Regions from separate parts of the Homo sapiens genome. Here region 2 is linked to region 1. Evidence: chromatin loops called from intact Hi-C (ENCODE). Cell type or tissue: K562. All regions are shown on one strand. Links, peaks and the distances in the headings refer to the core of each region. The heading gives the core; the rest is flanking DNA.

Region 1 (8,345 bases), core at 77-8,076:
CAGGTCACCTTCCCAAATAGTTTTCCTGCTTTTGTCCTTGCCCCTCACCAAAATCTATCTGCAACAAAACAACTTGAATGGTCCCTTTAAAAACCAATCAGAGTATGCCACCTCTCAGCTCAAAATCTTCCAACACTTCCCATATAATTCAGAGTAAAACCTGAGTCCTACAAGGGTTACTTGGTCACATCTCTTCCACCTCCAGCCTCTCTAACCTTGTTTTCACTCTTTTTACTTGACTCCAGCCACATTGGCGCTCTTTCTGTTCTCCAGCATTACAGGAACACTCTCTCCTAAGGCATTTGCACTTTTTATTTCCTCTGTTTGGATGCTCTCCTGCCAAATGTCCATGTGGCCCATTCCCTCACCTCCTTTATGACTTTACTCAAATATCATCTTCTCCACCAGGTCTTGCCTCACTACCACCTTACTTTAAATTGCCCAAATACCTCTGCTTTATTTTTCTTCATAGCACTTACCACCCTGGACACATATATTTTAACCATTTACGTGTTTATAGTCTCTGTCTTCCACTAGAATATAAGTTCCATGTGGACAGGAATTTTTGTCTTTTTTATTCACTGCTGTATGTCTGGCTATTAGACCAATGTCCTGAACATTGAAAAAACTCATTAAATATTTGCAGAAAGAATTGGTGGGTTCTGCAATGAAGGTCTCCCACAGCGTTTTCATTCCTAACACACAATTTGCCTTCTATTTATTATGCAATTTGTGTGCTATTGATTTTTTCCCTTATAACTTCTTCCTATTATCTATCTTGTATCTTCTGCAAATATTCCCCCATTCTCTTATCAGATGTAACCACACCTCTTCTTTATTTTTGAAACTGGACTTCAGCAGTATGAAACTTGAAAGATAAAAATGGAAACGTTCTTCCACTTATCATTAAAATTTTAGCAAAAATATTTTTCTATAGAAAACTTCTGGGTTTGTATTGTCTAGAATTCTTCTGGCAAATAAAATATCCAATCATACAACGAACACCCTTCCATATTATATCTCCTCCCCCTTTACAAAAATAGAAAATTCGAAGCATCTATACGTTCATTTATGAGTCTCTAAAAGAGTTCTACCTTCTCTCAAAATGAAATACTGTGGAACAATCATATAATGGAATTGAACACATCAATAAGTTGAGAGAGAGTATAAACGGGTGCTTCTGGGGTACTAGTAATGTTGTATTTCTTGACCTATAAGATGGTATTTGTTGAGTTGTATACTTATGATTAATACCATTTTTTTCTCTATGTATGTTATATTTCAATAAAAAATTGAAAATAAATGATGGAAAAGTGTTTTTTAAAAAGTTCTATCTGATAAATGACACACAGCAGAAGCTGGAGAAGGCTATGGAGAGGGAAAACAATTGGCTAGGTGATAACTGGGAAGAGAGTGAGGTAAAAGCCCAGAAGTTGCCACAGGATTCTAAGTTGTGGTACTTCAGTCAACAAGAACAACTTTAAGATTTTTTTAAAACTAGTGCTGATCACGTCACCATCTTCCTGGTGAGAGATGGCCGAGAAGTGGTCAGTTTGGGGAGGAAAGGGTTTTTTTGTGTGTGTTTGTGTGTGTGTATATGTATATGTGTTCTTTCCCCTATAATCTTTTTTTTTTTTTTTTTTTTTTCTTGAGACATGGTCTTGCTCCATCACCTAGGCTGGAGTACAGTGATGTGATCTCAGCTCACTGCAACCTACACCTCCCATGTTCAAGTGATTCTCCTGCCTCAGTCTCCCAAGAAGCTGGGACTACAGATGAGTGCCACCATGTGGAGCTAATTTTTGTATTTTTAGTAGAGACGGGGTTTCACCATGTTGCCCAGCCCTACGTTCCTCACACATCATAGGTAAGTAGGTGATGAGTTAAGGATTCAGGTGCCTGTGATTTACTAAGGAGACGCTCCCAGATAAATCAGTAATTGAGTGAGAAAAGCAGGATAGGGAAGGGGAAAGCCAAGCCAGGGCATGATTTTAGGTGACTCCCCAGGTTCAGCCTGATCCTGTGGGATCCTCAGGGCATAAATTACCCTGCGGAGTTGTCAGCTGTGCTTGGAGGCAAAGGGGCTGGGCTTTTTGTCCTCCCACACTAGCCACTCACCTCTACCAAGCTTCAGAATTCTGAAGAGGCTGCTCCAGTGCATACCAATTGCATAATAAAGAGAGGGCAATCCTCTGAGTGTCCCAAACACAAGCTGGTATCAAAGCATGCAGAAGATTGGGGGATGAGCATACAGAGCTGATAAAAAGAATCCAAGGAGATCTGGGCAGGTGGAGTGCATTTTTTTCCTTTAAAAAGTTTATTTTTAAAATAGGAGGGCTTAAGGCAAAGATAAATTATATTGTCATAATAGAGGGAGTTTCAGGAAAGTTAGGATATATTTGTTCATGTAAAATTATGTATAATTACATATATTTATTATATATATTTTATATAGATTATTTCTTTTTTTGGTCACAATTTATCTTTAAGCCCATTTAACCTAAAGGAGTCCAGTTTACGGAGATGAATACAGTTGCAGCACGAAGAGCGAGTGCTCAAGTGAGAGAATATGACACTACTGATGTGTACCCTACATCCTACATACCAAGAGGACCTGCTACTTCCTCCTGACCAACCAACCCCTACCCCAGGGCAGCCATCACTTCCATGCCACAAACTGAATAAATTCTCCCAGATAGGGATATTTATATTAATGCAGGATTTTTGCTCCTTAGCTCAGCTAGGTCTGGCTTCTTTTCTCACAACCAGGAAAAATTAGGTGCACCGAACCAAGAGAGTGAGCGGAGTAGAATTTATTAAGCAAAAGGAAAGCTCTCAGCAAAGAGAGGGGTCCTGAAATCCGGTTGCCTCCTTCACAGTTAAATATCCCAGCTTAAGGCATGAATTCCTGGAGGCTCTACCCCTTCCTTGCAGTGCGCATTCGGGCCCTTAGACTGAGCCGCTCCATATTGATTTGTTTCCCTTACTGCACTTGTGTTAAGGAATGGAATTTTCCACCGCAGGCATGTTTAGGCAAGCTCCCTTATCTGCGCAAAACATCTGGTATAAACACTTGTAGGACGGGTCAGAGATTCTAGGGGACCCTTCCCTTACTGTCTGCCTAAAGCAAGCTGGCTAACTTCTTTCAATATTATTGGAACATAGGGCAGTTGTCAGGTTCTAAGCTTCTAGTAAGCCTCTCCCTTTCTTGTTTGACCCAGTGAGAACAAAACATTCCTTGGAGGGTCCCTTCGGGAGAAACTCCATTGCGAATAGAATTAAAATATTTACACCTGTTGATTAATAAATCCATCCTGAAGGGAGAAGAGAGATTGGAGCTGCTCACACTGAAGAAGGTAGACAACGAAAGGGTGCGGCCAAAATGGAAACAGAATCATTGACAAAATGGCGTGTGGGAAAGTGCTTCACATTGCTTACCCAAAACTTTTCCAATATACTGAGTCCCCAGTGAGGAGAGACCTAAGTGGCATTATAGTTTGAAGTAGAAGTGCCATGATACAACTTTTGTTCTAAAGTTATTACTGATGGATCAAAACCTGTTAAATGACTTGAGTTGTGACTATGAGCAATATATGTACCGTGTGTCACAGGGAACATTTCCTATTTGCCTCTCTTATTGTCACTTTTTCATTTCCCAACAGAAGCTTTCACTATGTCCTTTTAAAAAGATACCTTTTAAAGAAGAGGACATGCTGCCACCTATTGAAACAACGCAAATACATACAGACACCCAGTTCTAAGAACATCAGGACCTTGTCACCCCGTACCCGGCGAAAAGCAAACAATGTAAATTCTAAAAAAAATTCTCAACTTTTTCTATCCTGGACTTTACAAAGATTTCCGCTACCTAAATCAGTTCTAAAAGGAGCCTCAGGGCCAGGAAAATCATTTCTTCTTGGACCCACAGAACTTAAGTGTGAAGAACAGGACTGTTTGAAACATGCTGTGACATACCTTTCGGGATGGACCTGCTCACACAGAAACAGCAGAGAAGGGAGCTCGCAGGATCCTGAAACTGGCAGAATGCCTGGTCACTGGCTCTTGGTAACGTGACCTTAATCTAGTCGGGGTTCTCTTTAGTTCTTTAACTGGGAAATTGTTATGCTTTATCCTTCATTTGTGAAGAAGCCAGAAACATGCTGCAGATTTCCTCATCTGTGAAACAGCTGTAATAATTCAGCCTCTCTAAGATCATAGAATGTTCACAAAGATAAAATGGAATAAGGTATGGGAAAATGTCTTATAAAGTGTTTACACATTCAACAATGTAGAAGCTTGTTTTCAGACTTATTTTGCCTGTAGTGACAATAGCTTGTGCTGAATTCCCACCTCATCCCACTTAGGGAATTTCTTTCATGACAAATAGCCCATGTGAGAACCTCCTTTCTACAACCTTGGCCTCATTGAACTGTATTTTAATACACAGTTTCTTAATAATTGAAGAAGTCATTTAAAAAAATGTTCCCAGTGTTTGCCACAGAAGATTTGAGGTTGCAGCATTTTAATTAAACACATAAATTAAATCTTCTTTTACAGCTGCCTTTGATCACACTTCCTTCTTCCAAAAGTTTATCATTATTTTCTGCGTAATATATGTTTCCTCAATATAGTCTGAATGTTTTAACTACTTCTGCGTTATTTAGTGTCTTTTATCCCTTGATTCTGCTCACTTCTAGTCTAGCCTCTGTTGCTTCTACATTTAATGTTGTAACTTCTTTTTCTCTGTTGAAAAGCAACAAAAAACCAAAACCCTTTGTTTTTGTCTGCCTAACATCTATCCTCCTTCTTCCATTATCAGAATCCCTCTTTTTCTTTGCAAATCCCTCATTGCTCAACTATCAGCCTATGTGGTCAACTGGGGTTGGTCTCACTCCATCCCCAGCTCCAGGTGTGAGTACATAACACAAGCTAGAGCAATGGGAAGACTTTCTGTACTATTTCTTGTAATTATTTAGAGAGAGATATTATTTTCTTACTGGGGTTGCTAAGCTGATGAGATTTGGGCTAGAGTACCAGTGGCCATCTTTATCATTCTCTGGGGAATGCCTTCCGACTCCAGACAAAAGCCGAGTAAGAGAAAGGGAGATAGATTGTGCCTGAAGGTTCACCATTAACCTATTTATGTGAGCCAAAAAGAAAAAAAAATCCTCTTTTATATTTAAGCCTGTTTCAATTGTATTTCTGTCACTTACAATTGAAGAGTGCTGAATTCATAGACTCCTCAATTCCACACTTTAAATTATCTTCCACACAACTTTTATAAAAGAATGATGGTATTCAGATCCTCACCAAACCCCTAGTTAAATGAAATTAAGGTGTAACCCCCCTCTAGGAGTATCCTCTCTGGCTAACCAACTGTAGAAAATAAGAATGTAGAATCCCCTTCCCACTCTTTGTAAAATGAGCCCGGTCAGTTTATGAAGCCTACTAGTCAACTTAGAGCATTAGGTCTTAGCAGTAGTAGGCTGGCTTCTTGCAGGTTACAGAGCCAGATACAGAGTCCACTCCCTGAATACATGCTTTGTAGTAAGGCTACATTACCATGAAAATGGCAGAAAAGTCCCTAATCATGTAGAAGAGTTACACTGAGTAAAACATTCTGAGATCCCACAGTTGTTTGTACTGTTTATGTTCCTTTGACAATCAGAAAACATCACTTTGTCAAGCACGGATTGGTAACATATTAAAACATACAGAATTTGGTGTAATATCCTATATTTTTTCTGGTCTGGAATCTACTACAGAAAATAGATCTTGCTGGAAAGGATTTAGAGTCTAGTGGGGGAGACATAACAATTAAAATTCATAATTACAGCACAGTGTGGTACACTCTGTGATAGGTGAATGTTCACTACTATGGGTATCTAGGTGTGGTGGTGGACGCCTGTAGTCCCAGGTACTCAGGAGGCTAAGACTGGAGGATTGCTTGAGCCCAGGAATTCAAGTTCAGCCTGGGCAACATAGCGAAACCCATCTCTAAAAGAAATACTATGGGAAAGCTCTGATTCTGGTAATGGTCAAGTAGTTTAGACCAACTATCCCACAAATAACAATGATAAGCCTCAAATAAAATATGAAAAGCCACTATTTATAATTCACCCACCAAGAACAGTGAAAAGTAGGCAAAAAGTGAAGAGAGTTTGATTACTGAAAGAAGAAAATCATAACGAGTGAGAGCTACATTTAGATGACTTTTGCCTTGGGGGCTCTCTCCAATCCATGAGATGTAGGGAAACCAGAACTCAAGCAGAAGTTTTCAGTGTATTGATTTGCAGGATCAGAGAACACAGTTTGGGGTGGCAGAGTAGCTGGAAATTGAGGGAGAAAGTTGGAGTAGGGAGCCTCTAAACCTGCCTATAAACTGCCTCAAATCCTTGAACAGTCCCTGAACTGTGCATGGACAAGAGAGACTTCAGGAGCCCAATGGACAGCACTATCTAAAAGGCTCAGCAGAGATTTCAGCTGGTATTCACTTCAGTATAGATAGAGCTGGCATATAGTTCCCATCAAGTCAGAGAGACTTGGTAAACACCTTGGGCTTTCCATTGAAACCTCACAGAGGCTAGTCCTTAGCAGTCAAGATATAGGAATTAATCCTAAGACTAAAAGCAAAACAAAAACAAACATATCCTAACAAAAATGTGAAATCATGCCTCCACAAATTCAAGTGATGAGCCAGTAATTTAAATGCCTACTACAACAAATAGCATCATCTCTAGAGAAAGATAACAGATTGCAGTCTCTACAATGTATCATGCATAACATCAGTATACAAAAAATAATAGGCACACAAAGAAATAGGAAAATATGAGTATAGAAAGCACTTAAGAGAAACATACCCCAGGATAATCCAAAGATTGGTATTGGCAGACAATAACTTTAAAGCAACTGTTATAAATGTGCTCAAGGGCTTAAAGGAAAAATGGTTATAGTGAGTGAATAGATGAGAGTCTTAGGAAACACAGAAATTATAAAAGCAGTGGTAATTATAAAACCAAGGAGTATAATATCAGAAGTAAAAAAACCACTGGATGGACTTAATTGGTTGAATATAGCAGAATAAAGGGTCAGTGGACTTGTACACATATATTTGAACATTCCCATTTGAAGAACACAGAGAATGAAAGTTGAAGAGTGGTTAGAACCTTGGGGACATAGAATAACATCAATTGGTCTAAAATGTGAAATTGGAGTCCCAGAGGGAAACAAGGGAGATAATGAAGCAGAAAAAATCTATAAAAATGGTGGCCAAAAATTTTCCAAATTGGGTAAAAAACATTAACATGTGGACCTAAGCACCTTAGAGGATCTCAAGCAGTATAAATGCAAAGAAGATGATGCCTACCATAGTTAAACTGGTAAAACCAATGGAAAATTGAAAAAAATTTAAAGCATCCAGAAGAGAAAAAAAGATGCCTTATTTACGGGAAAAAGATGACGAGAATGATATCTGACTTCTCATCAGAAACAAAGACAGAAGAAAATGAAAAAACTGATAAAACAAATTTGAGATATTAATAAAACATTTAAAAAGATGACAATGAAAAAACATCCTTAGCATGCCTTAAAGAAACTAAACCCCAAATTCTATATTCAATAAAAATATCCTTCAAAAATTCGGCAAAACAAATGTATTTTCAAAAAAAGTTTTAAAAGCGAATAGATTTCCTACAAAAACTATTAAAGGAAATCCTTCAAACTAAAGGAAATAATAGCAGATAGAAATTTGTCTATGGCCATACCACCCTGACCATGCCCAATGGCATCTGATCTCAGAAGAAATTCAGATATACAAGAAAAAATAAAGAATAATAGAAATAGTTGATATATGGGTAAATATTGAATGATATCATTTTTCTTCTCTTAATTTCCTTCAAAGACAAGTAACTGTTTAATGCCAAAAATTAAAATTATAACATCTTCTTGTGGAGATTATAAAAAATCTATAATAACAGCACACAAGATGGAGTAGTGGTAAATTAAATTACATTGTTTAGGATTCTTAAATTTAACATGAAGTGGTACAAATTAACACTACACAGACTATGATGAATTAAAAATTTATATCATAATCCTAGTAGTAGCTCAAAAGGATTAAAAAAGGAATACCAGGCCGGGCATGGTGGCTCACGCCTGTAATCCCAGCACTATGGGAGGCCGAGGCGGGTGGACCACTTGAGGTCAGGAGTTCGAGACCAGTCTGGCCAGCATGGTGAAACCCCGTCTCTACTAAAAGTACAAAAATTAGCTGGGCATGGTGTGGGTGCCTGTAATCTCAGCTACTCGGGAGGCTGAGGCAAGAGAATCTCTTGAACCCAGGAGGT
Region 2 (8,345 bases), core at 200-8,199, 60 kb before region 1:
TACTTAATGTTCCTTAGTATTTAACATTCAATAAATTTGCTGTTACTATTTATGAATGCTTGTAACTATTTTTATAAGATAAACATTTTCCAGAGAATTGAGTATTTAAATGAGATAAGAAAGGATACTGTCTGATTTCTGAAATTCCTGGAAATATATTGAGTGGACAAGATCAGGAAACAGAATAGCATGGTATAAAAAGCCCTGAATTTGAAGTCTGTGTTCTAGTGCTGGCTGTAATTACCTGGGTCATCTTAGGCAAAGCTATTTATCTTTGAATCTCAGTCATCATCTTATCTATAATATCAGAATTTTATTATGGGCATGAGAGATTATTTTACATTAGAGGGCTTGCTGCAGAGAGGGATTCATCTGCCTTGGTGTGATTTAGTAGAATCAATAGTGTAACATGTAGCAAAAATGCATAGTGGGAGGAGGTGAGAGAGTCAAGAGGACATTGCAAGGGTCTTGCCCAGGAGCTCTGGGCTAAAAAGAACCAGGTGACCCCCCTGGGTTGACAGGAAGGTCTAGAATTGGGTCAACAGAGTTTTTCCTCCAACCTAGGCTTGAAGGAGGGGCCTAGAAAGTATAGCCATAGAGCATGGCTGAGCAGGATGAGAACTCACCACATGGCCTGGGTGTCAAGTGTTCTTTCTAATGGCAGAAGGTGTAAGAGATCCCTGCAGATGGGGGCACCTCTGGCCTGCAAAACCAGAATATCCAGGAAACTTGCTTCTAAGGAAATTCCAGCTCTTTCAGGAAGATTGCCTTGAAAGGGATGGTTCTTGCTATCAAGGAGTGCATGTGTGGATAAAAATACATACCTCTCTGAATTGTCTGAAGGATAATGTACCTAAAGGACTTAGCACAGTGCTTGGTATGTAGCAGGCCTTCACTAAATGACAACTGTCATTGTGTTTACTGTTACTATTATAATTTTCAAATGGGAGAAGGAGGTGTGAGAAATGAAAGCCCATAGAAAAGGCAGACTCTGAATTATTTCTGAGTTACTCTAGAAAGTACTTAAAAACACTTGGTGTTCTCTGGATGAGCAGAACATAATCATAAACTGATGTAGCTCAGATAATTCATCTGAATTATCATGACAGGGGTGGGCCAGGGAAGCCTAGAGATGTGAGGTTTCTAGAGCTGCCTGGAGGGGGCTAATGCTACCCCACAGGCCCATGTCCACTGGGTGTGGGAGGCCTGAGTAAGTCATGGGTGCTCTTGTAAATGAGTAGGTGATTATGTTAAAGCATCAAATCAGCATACATGTATTCATTAATTTGTGTTAAGCAGAAATACTAGGAAGAGGAACTAACAAGTCCCGCCACAGTCCAGGCACTGAGCTTATTTTATACTTTGTAATGGTCTTAGGTGTATCCTTCCTCCCATTTTCTATTTGAGAAGACAGAGGTACAGAGAGCTTAAGTGACTTTTCCTAGCTGGGTCTAAAACTGGGATGGAAACCCAGGGCAATCAGTCCTCCAACTCCCTGTATTTTCCTCCACACGGTATTTTGATTGTGTAAGCTCCTTTCTGCGCCTTCTCTTTCTTGACAGCATTATTTCCTAAGCATTCCTCTATATGCAAGTAATTACTATTTGACATGGTACTTTGCAGTAAAACTGTCCTCTTGTGGGCACTGACCTACATTTTTTGAAGTGTTTTCCTCGTGGTGTTTGTTAACTGTTGCTGAGTAGCCTGCTATTTCTCAGGGTGCTGGTGAATTCGGTGATGGCACATAGCTAAGCAATTGGCATGTTTCATGGCTGCAAACCACCTGTGCCACCAAATAGGAGAAACAAAGGGAAATCAAGTGTACAATATGGTACAAATGTCAAATGCCAAGATTCAAAATTTCTTGTTTTACTGGATGATGGATACTTTTCTAAAACATATGCTTCTTCCTTCACTGTTTTATTTACAGATGGATCATAACTCATACAGCACTAACGTTAAGCATATTTCCTGTTCACTATATTGGACTAAGTTTTTTCTGCTTTTAAACAACGTATCTAAACTTAATATAACATTAAAATATTTACGGTAGTATTGATAATTTCTCCAACTTGGTGTACTGTAAAAATGCAACTAAGGAGAAAAAATTAGGTTATAGTTAAATTAGTAAGACTTATATTCTTTTTAAAAATGAAGAAGCTAGTTAAATTTGGATCTTCGTATTACTATTTTTCATTAATTCTCATTTCAATGTTACAAGAATTAGTTCTAATTCTTGTAATATTAATTACACAAAGAATTAGAACTAATTCTTGTAACATTAAAATCCTTAAAGGCATTCTGTCACATCAAATATATTCATCTTTAATTAGGAATATTTCCAGTTAACTAAAATTAGGTCATGCCAAACTTTCTAAAATACTACGCTCAAAATTCTGGTTGATTTTTGACATCTCCAAAGCATCTATATACAAAATGAAGAATAATCCTTATCAAAAATTTCAGTTTTTATTCAGAAAACACTCCCACATTTACTGTAGTTGCCAGTGCCCTCTACATGTTCACAAAATAATTACTTTTTGAGAAAAATGTTCGAGGAATGTATGAGTCGTTTTCCAGGCAATCACCCACTCCTTTCTCTGATGGTTAGGAGTTTTAGCATTTCACAAGTAAAAACATCACTTTTTGTTATTGATATAAAACCTGGATTTTGAACAATAAGTCCTAAAGCAGCAGAGTGCCGTGGTAAAGAGTGAGATGCTAGAAACCGTTCTGCTGCCTTTCCTTTCAGTGACTTCCCACTGCTTTTGTTCACTGATGTTGTATATACTATAGGGTCCGCCTTCACAACTTTCCACTTGCGTGGAATTCCATCTGTTTAATCAAACTGAAACAAAAGGTAGTGTCAATGTCCTTATATCTTGAAAGATTTCCTTCCTGATATATTATCTTGGTAACCCATTGCATCATTCAGAAGAATAAATACCCCAGCTCAGCACACAGGAAATGTAACAAGAAAAGGAAATAGACGATATTAAGATACGTACATGTGTATATCACACACACACATATACACATGTATGTGACACACACATATACACATGTATGTGACACACACATACACACATATGTATGTGACACACACATACACACATATGTATGTGACACACACATACACATACAATAAATGGAGAAAAACAGAAAGTGTATAAATGGCAAATTCCAATTTTTAATGAAATAAATAAGTAAAAAAGTTCTTATGAATAAATTATTAGCCAGTTCAAAGTAAATAACTGTGTAGCTTGTAAGTTTTTCTTCACAAAAGATGCAAAATCAAGTGAACTCCCTTCCATCTTAGTGACAACTGGGCAGAGTCCAAACTCCTTAGCACAATACACAATGCCATTTACAACCTGACCCTGTCTAGCCTTTTTAGATTTGTCTCTGTCACTTTGTCTCCATTCTGTATTTCAGCCAAACTCAACTATATTCCCTTTCTCCTGAATCTCTCATGCATTTTCAAGCCTCTCTGCATTTGCCTGCGCTGCTCTGTCTGTTCAAAATTCCTGCCTGGCAAACTCCTACCCATTCTTCAATGTCCCTTCTTCTTTCCTTTGCATAGTCACTGTCACAGTTCTCTGTGCATGTTTTTGCTATAATAGTCAATGGACTGAATTGCATTTAAAAAAAAATTTCCATGTCCTTATCCACTATTAACAGTGAATATCTCAATGACTAGGACTATATCATATTCATCTCATCTCCCCAGGACATGACAGGACTTATTGAGGAGAGACTCAATAAGTGTTGGTTCAATTAATAAATTAAACAAGAGGATTCCAGAGAGTCAATAAAGGGGAGTGAAAAAGTAGAGTGGGAGGTGGCTCAGCCTTTAAACAAAGAGACAATGAATTCACCATATTTGTATGAAATTCCCTAGCATGATACTTCGTTGTCCCAGCAGAGGTCTTCACTCATCAGCTAAGAATAGGGGGAAGGTCTGGCAGCTCAGGCATCACACAGGAGAGAAGCGTTCCTCCACAAGGAGACTCATGTTACAGTAGCACTTCTGGAGGCTTCCTACCCTCCCCTCTCCTACCTTAGCCTGTGGTAGTGTCCTCTTACTTCCTTCCAAAAATAGTCTAGGGAAGAGGACCAGGACCTAGATGATTTCATCAAGTTGGGTTCTGGGCACACTCCAACAAGCTAGGTTACAGACCTACATGTAGGAATTTATAGTTTGCAAAGCACTGTCACATAGGCACATATATCACCTCATTTAATCTTATTTCGGGCTAACTTAGGTCATCAGATGTAGAAGAAATCTTAACTTAAATAGTCTAAGGTAAGCCACCCTGATAAACCCAGCCTAATTGCATGTTAAAACTCACTTTGGAGTGTGAAGATAGATGATGGTATCCTTGTTATAACCAAATATTAATAAAATGTTTTGTTGTTTTAAAAGTAATAGACAGTGTAAAAAATTAAACTATGTAAAAGGCTACAAAATAATATACAAATGTAATCTTCCTATTCTAACCTCAAGAACCCCATTCTTACCCTGCTAAGGTAACCACCATGAAAACTTTCTTCTATATCCTTCTAGAAATGTTTTCAGTGTATATGTGTGCATACATATACATACATATGGGTTACATAAAAATATTACAAGTATTTATAAGTGTAAATGTATGTGCCTTATGTAAATATACATTTATGTATAAATTATGATCATTAACATATAAAACATGTAACAAAATCATACCTATATATGTGTGTATATATACATATATATACAATAATTCTATATAAAATCCTATCTATGTGGTGTGTGTGTATGTGCAACCATGAACCTAGCACTGTACTGGATATTGAGGGGAATGGTTGCTGGTGGAGGCTGGTGATTGTGTAAAAGGAAGAGATAGTTCTGCACAGATGGTAGCATTATTTCTGATTATATGCCAAAGTTAATATACTGGATCGGGTACCAGTTTTTTTGTGGGTAAAGCATATAGCTAGCTGTTCACACAGTGCCAACTTACTTTCTGGGCCCAGGCTGATTTGGTCAGAGAACCTTCTTCCCTAGGAAGCTTGATCTGTAGTTCCCCTTATCTAGTGACACGTAGGAGTTGCTTTGCTGTTACAGCAACAGCCTGTAACTGTTTGACTTCCAAGACTGACCTGCTGGTTCCTTTGAAAACAAACCCATTGGAGTGACCAGTGAAGTCATCTATGGTGGTAATTGACTGTTTATTGTCTCCACTTGGCCTCCCTGCCAGTGACTAGAGGGTAAACACAATGTTTCAATCATCTTTGTTGCCCCAGCACAGACTCCACACTTCAATGTGCATTTGTTGAACAGATCCAAAGCTGCAATTGGCACTTAACACAGTATCTCACCTGCAGAGTCTCCACTTTGGAGAGGTAGATGCCCTTTCTTTATGATACGTTATCAAAGGCATCCTCTCTTCTAGACACCATGTGGAAGTACATCATTGATCTTTAATGCTTCTGGTTTCCTCTTTTACCCTTAAACTGCTTTTGAACTGTCAAACTGAAGCAAGCCATTTGGTGATTTCTATGCTTGGCATCTGGGGTTATTTGGGGTGTGGATGAGGGCAATTGCTTTATATTCTGAAACACTCATGCAGAGCCTGAGTAATCTTTGCTTTTCTGGGGAAGGAATAGCTTACAGTCTCTTAGGAAGTATGCAGCGCAAAAAGAGAATAAAGCAATGACAAAACAACAACAGCAACAACAAAATGGAAAAAAGATAAAAGACTAAGAACTTAAACTCTACAAATTTATGCACACACATTCTTTAATGAATTAGTTTCTAGACTTGAAAGCAGTTCAGCTAGACCGGAATACATCAACAGTCTTAGTTCTGTCATGGAGTCTCCAGGGAGGACTGCTAACTCCAGCCTCAGCCTCCTCATCTGTGGCACGGGTTCACTGGGAAAGAGGAATTAACTCAAGACACAGTAGTTGGCATTGACTCTCTGATGAAGTTCCAAGTGGGAGAGTTAGTATACTTGTGTATATGGAGAGAGCAGAAGCTACAGGGATATGGATTTTGACTCCATTTAAGGAAGAACTCTCAAATACAAAGCTTTCCTAAGGTGGAATGGCCACTTTGTAAGGTGATATATTATTTGATACTGAAAATATTTGAAATGTCCTGGATATAAGAATGTATTAAGTGGATTCCAAGTTCCCTGACATCTTTTACAAATATGATTTTGTGTCTCGTTGATCGCTAAGGCAGCATTGTACTATATAACTTTCTGCAGTGATGGAAATGTTCCGTATCTGTGAGGTCCAAAATGGTAGTCACTGACTACCTGTGCTTATTGAGCACTTGTATGACTGAGGAACTGATTTTTTAATTTAATTTAATTCTAATTAATTTAAATAGCTACACGTGGCTAGTGGCTACCATATTAGACAGTGCTGCTCTAAAATCTCTACCAGCTCTATAGTTTGAATTTTTTAAGCTCTCATCATTATCATTTTATAATCAAATACTGTGTCCTGGACACTGCGTATAAAATTGCTCTATTTAGGATATGGTCCTGCTTTAGAAAAAAATCACCTTCTTGAGAGAAAAGTAGAACCCATGTAAAAACACTGAATTGGAATAAGGAATAAGGATACATAGCAAATAAACTACTGCCAAACTAGAAAGTGCCCATGTCCAAACACTCTATTGTAGAGCCACAATTAAAACACAGGTGTTTCTAAGAAGCATAAAGATACGAAGACCAGCTCCTGTCCTTTGCTGTCTTTGGGGTGGGAGGGAAGTAGCTTTAGGCTCGAGGCTCCCACTGATGTGTTATTGTGCTGAATGCAGGATTCTTCCCTCAGTACCTACTCAATGGTCTGCTAGTGTTTTCCTATACATTAAGAGTAATAGAGGCCGGGCACGGTGGTTCACTGCGCCAAAGCTTTGTATTTCAGAGTTCTTCCTTAAATGGAGTCAAAATCCATATCCCTGTAACTTCTGCTCTCTCTATATACACAAATGTACTAACTCTCCCATCTGGAACTTCATCAGAGAGTCAATGCCAACTACTGTGTCTTGAGTTAATCCCAGCACTCTGGGAGGCCAAGGCAGGCGGATCACGAGGTCAGGAGATTGAGACCATCCTGGCTGACGTGGTGAAACCCTGTCTCTACTAAAAATACAAAAATTAGCCAGGTGTGGTGGCGGGCGCCTGTAGTCCCAGCTACTTGGGAGGCTGAGGCAGGAGAATGGTGTGAACCCAGAAGGCAGAGCTTGCAGTGAGCCAAGATCGTGCCACTGTACTCCAGCCTGGGCAACAGAGCGAGACTCTGTCAAAAAAAAAAAAAAAAAAGAGTAATAGAGATGTAGAACAATGTGATAAAGTGACTTCAAGCTTCATGTTACTTCACCAGAAAGAAGAAGGTCTTTGAGTTGGATTTTATCATTTTAGATGAGGAAGAAGCCCTGAAATCTAATCCTCATATTTTACAGAGAAGAAAACTGACACCTGAAACCCAGAAAAGACTTGTGCGTTGTACAGTCATGTGGTTATTTAATAGTAGACTATTTCATTTGTGTAAATTAATAATGTAGTAAATAACAGTTATTCTTCTTCTAAAATGTAATCTTTTTCTAAAAAAAAAAAAAAAAAATGGCGCCTCCCAAGAGCTTCTTGGAGTTGAAGGAGAGTCAAGCACATCATCTAACAGCATTTCTCTGGAGTGTTTCACAGCTCTCCTGTTTCTTAAAGGGGTGACACAGACATTTATTGAAAACCTGGTTTGAGGACTGGACTGAACTTCTGCTTGTGTTTATTTCAGCTAAGACGTGGTCTCCCCAGACCTGGTCCCAAGAACAACTGTCATGTGCTCAAGGTCTGCTCTGGGACCATATTCTCTCCAAACAAGGCTCTTTATAGCAGTTGCCAAGAAGAAATTCTTTCTTCTTATAATTCATTGAACATCCTTGTAAGTCACCTAGAGAATGGCAAAATCTAAACAAACAAGTTCTGTTTTCAATTTGTCTTCCTGAAAACCAAACTTCACCCACATGAAACTAGCTAGCATGCCTCAAATACTGAAAGCTTCTAGGTACTTTCTGAGTTTGCTCTGACTCATGTCTTACCTACATATTTATTCTTAATTAAAAAGAATCAAATAAAAGACAGAAGAGAAATTGGGCGCTCTTTCAACAAATTGATTCTTCGTATACCTTCATTTTTTCTTCATTACCATGTGAACCTCTTTCTTTTTCCTTGGAATGAATAGAGAATTCAGATAACTAACATATTTGGAAGATTTTTTAATGGAACATTTAGATTTTACAAGTTCAGCAATTTAAGGAAAGCCACTCTATATCAAGTGCTATGATCTAATCA

Evidence for each region. A loop is a pair of places that touch in the nucleus more often than their neighbours do. Peaks named below come from ENCODE experiments on the same cell type or tissue, not always from the same donor. Only the 100,000 strongest peaks of a DNase experiment are listed, where the experiment ranks them.
Region 2: a loop joins it to region 1, with 2.2 times the contacts of the local background. A loop is called at or near these places in 12 of 110 quality-filtered maps.

The regions. Positions count from the first base shown.
Region 1 is chr4:122,598,126-122,606,470 of GRCh38, reverse strand. No RefSeq gene overlaps it. Among named protein-coding and RNA genes, the nearest start is that of IL21-AS1, 17 kb to the left of the region's middle. In K562, for the core only: a CTCF peak has its summit at 3,722; DNase peaks (open chromatin) are centred at 3,050 and 3,730; H3K4me3 peaks cover 504 bases.
Region 2 is chr4:122,658,602-122,666,946 of GRCh38, reverse strand. All of the region lies in intron 10 of IL21-AS1 (IL21 antisense RNA 1), which reads right to left. Among named protein-coding and RNA genes, the nearest start is that of IL21, 42 kb to the right of the region's middle. In K562, for the core only: no CTCF peak of the experiment used is centred there; a DNase peak (open chromatin) is centred at 5,086.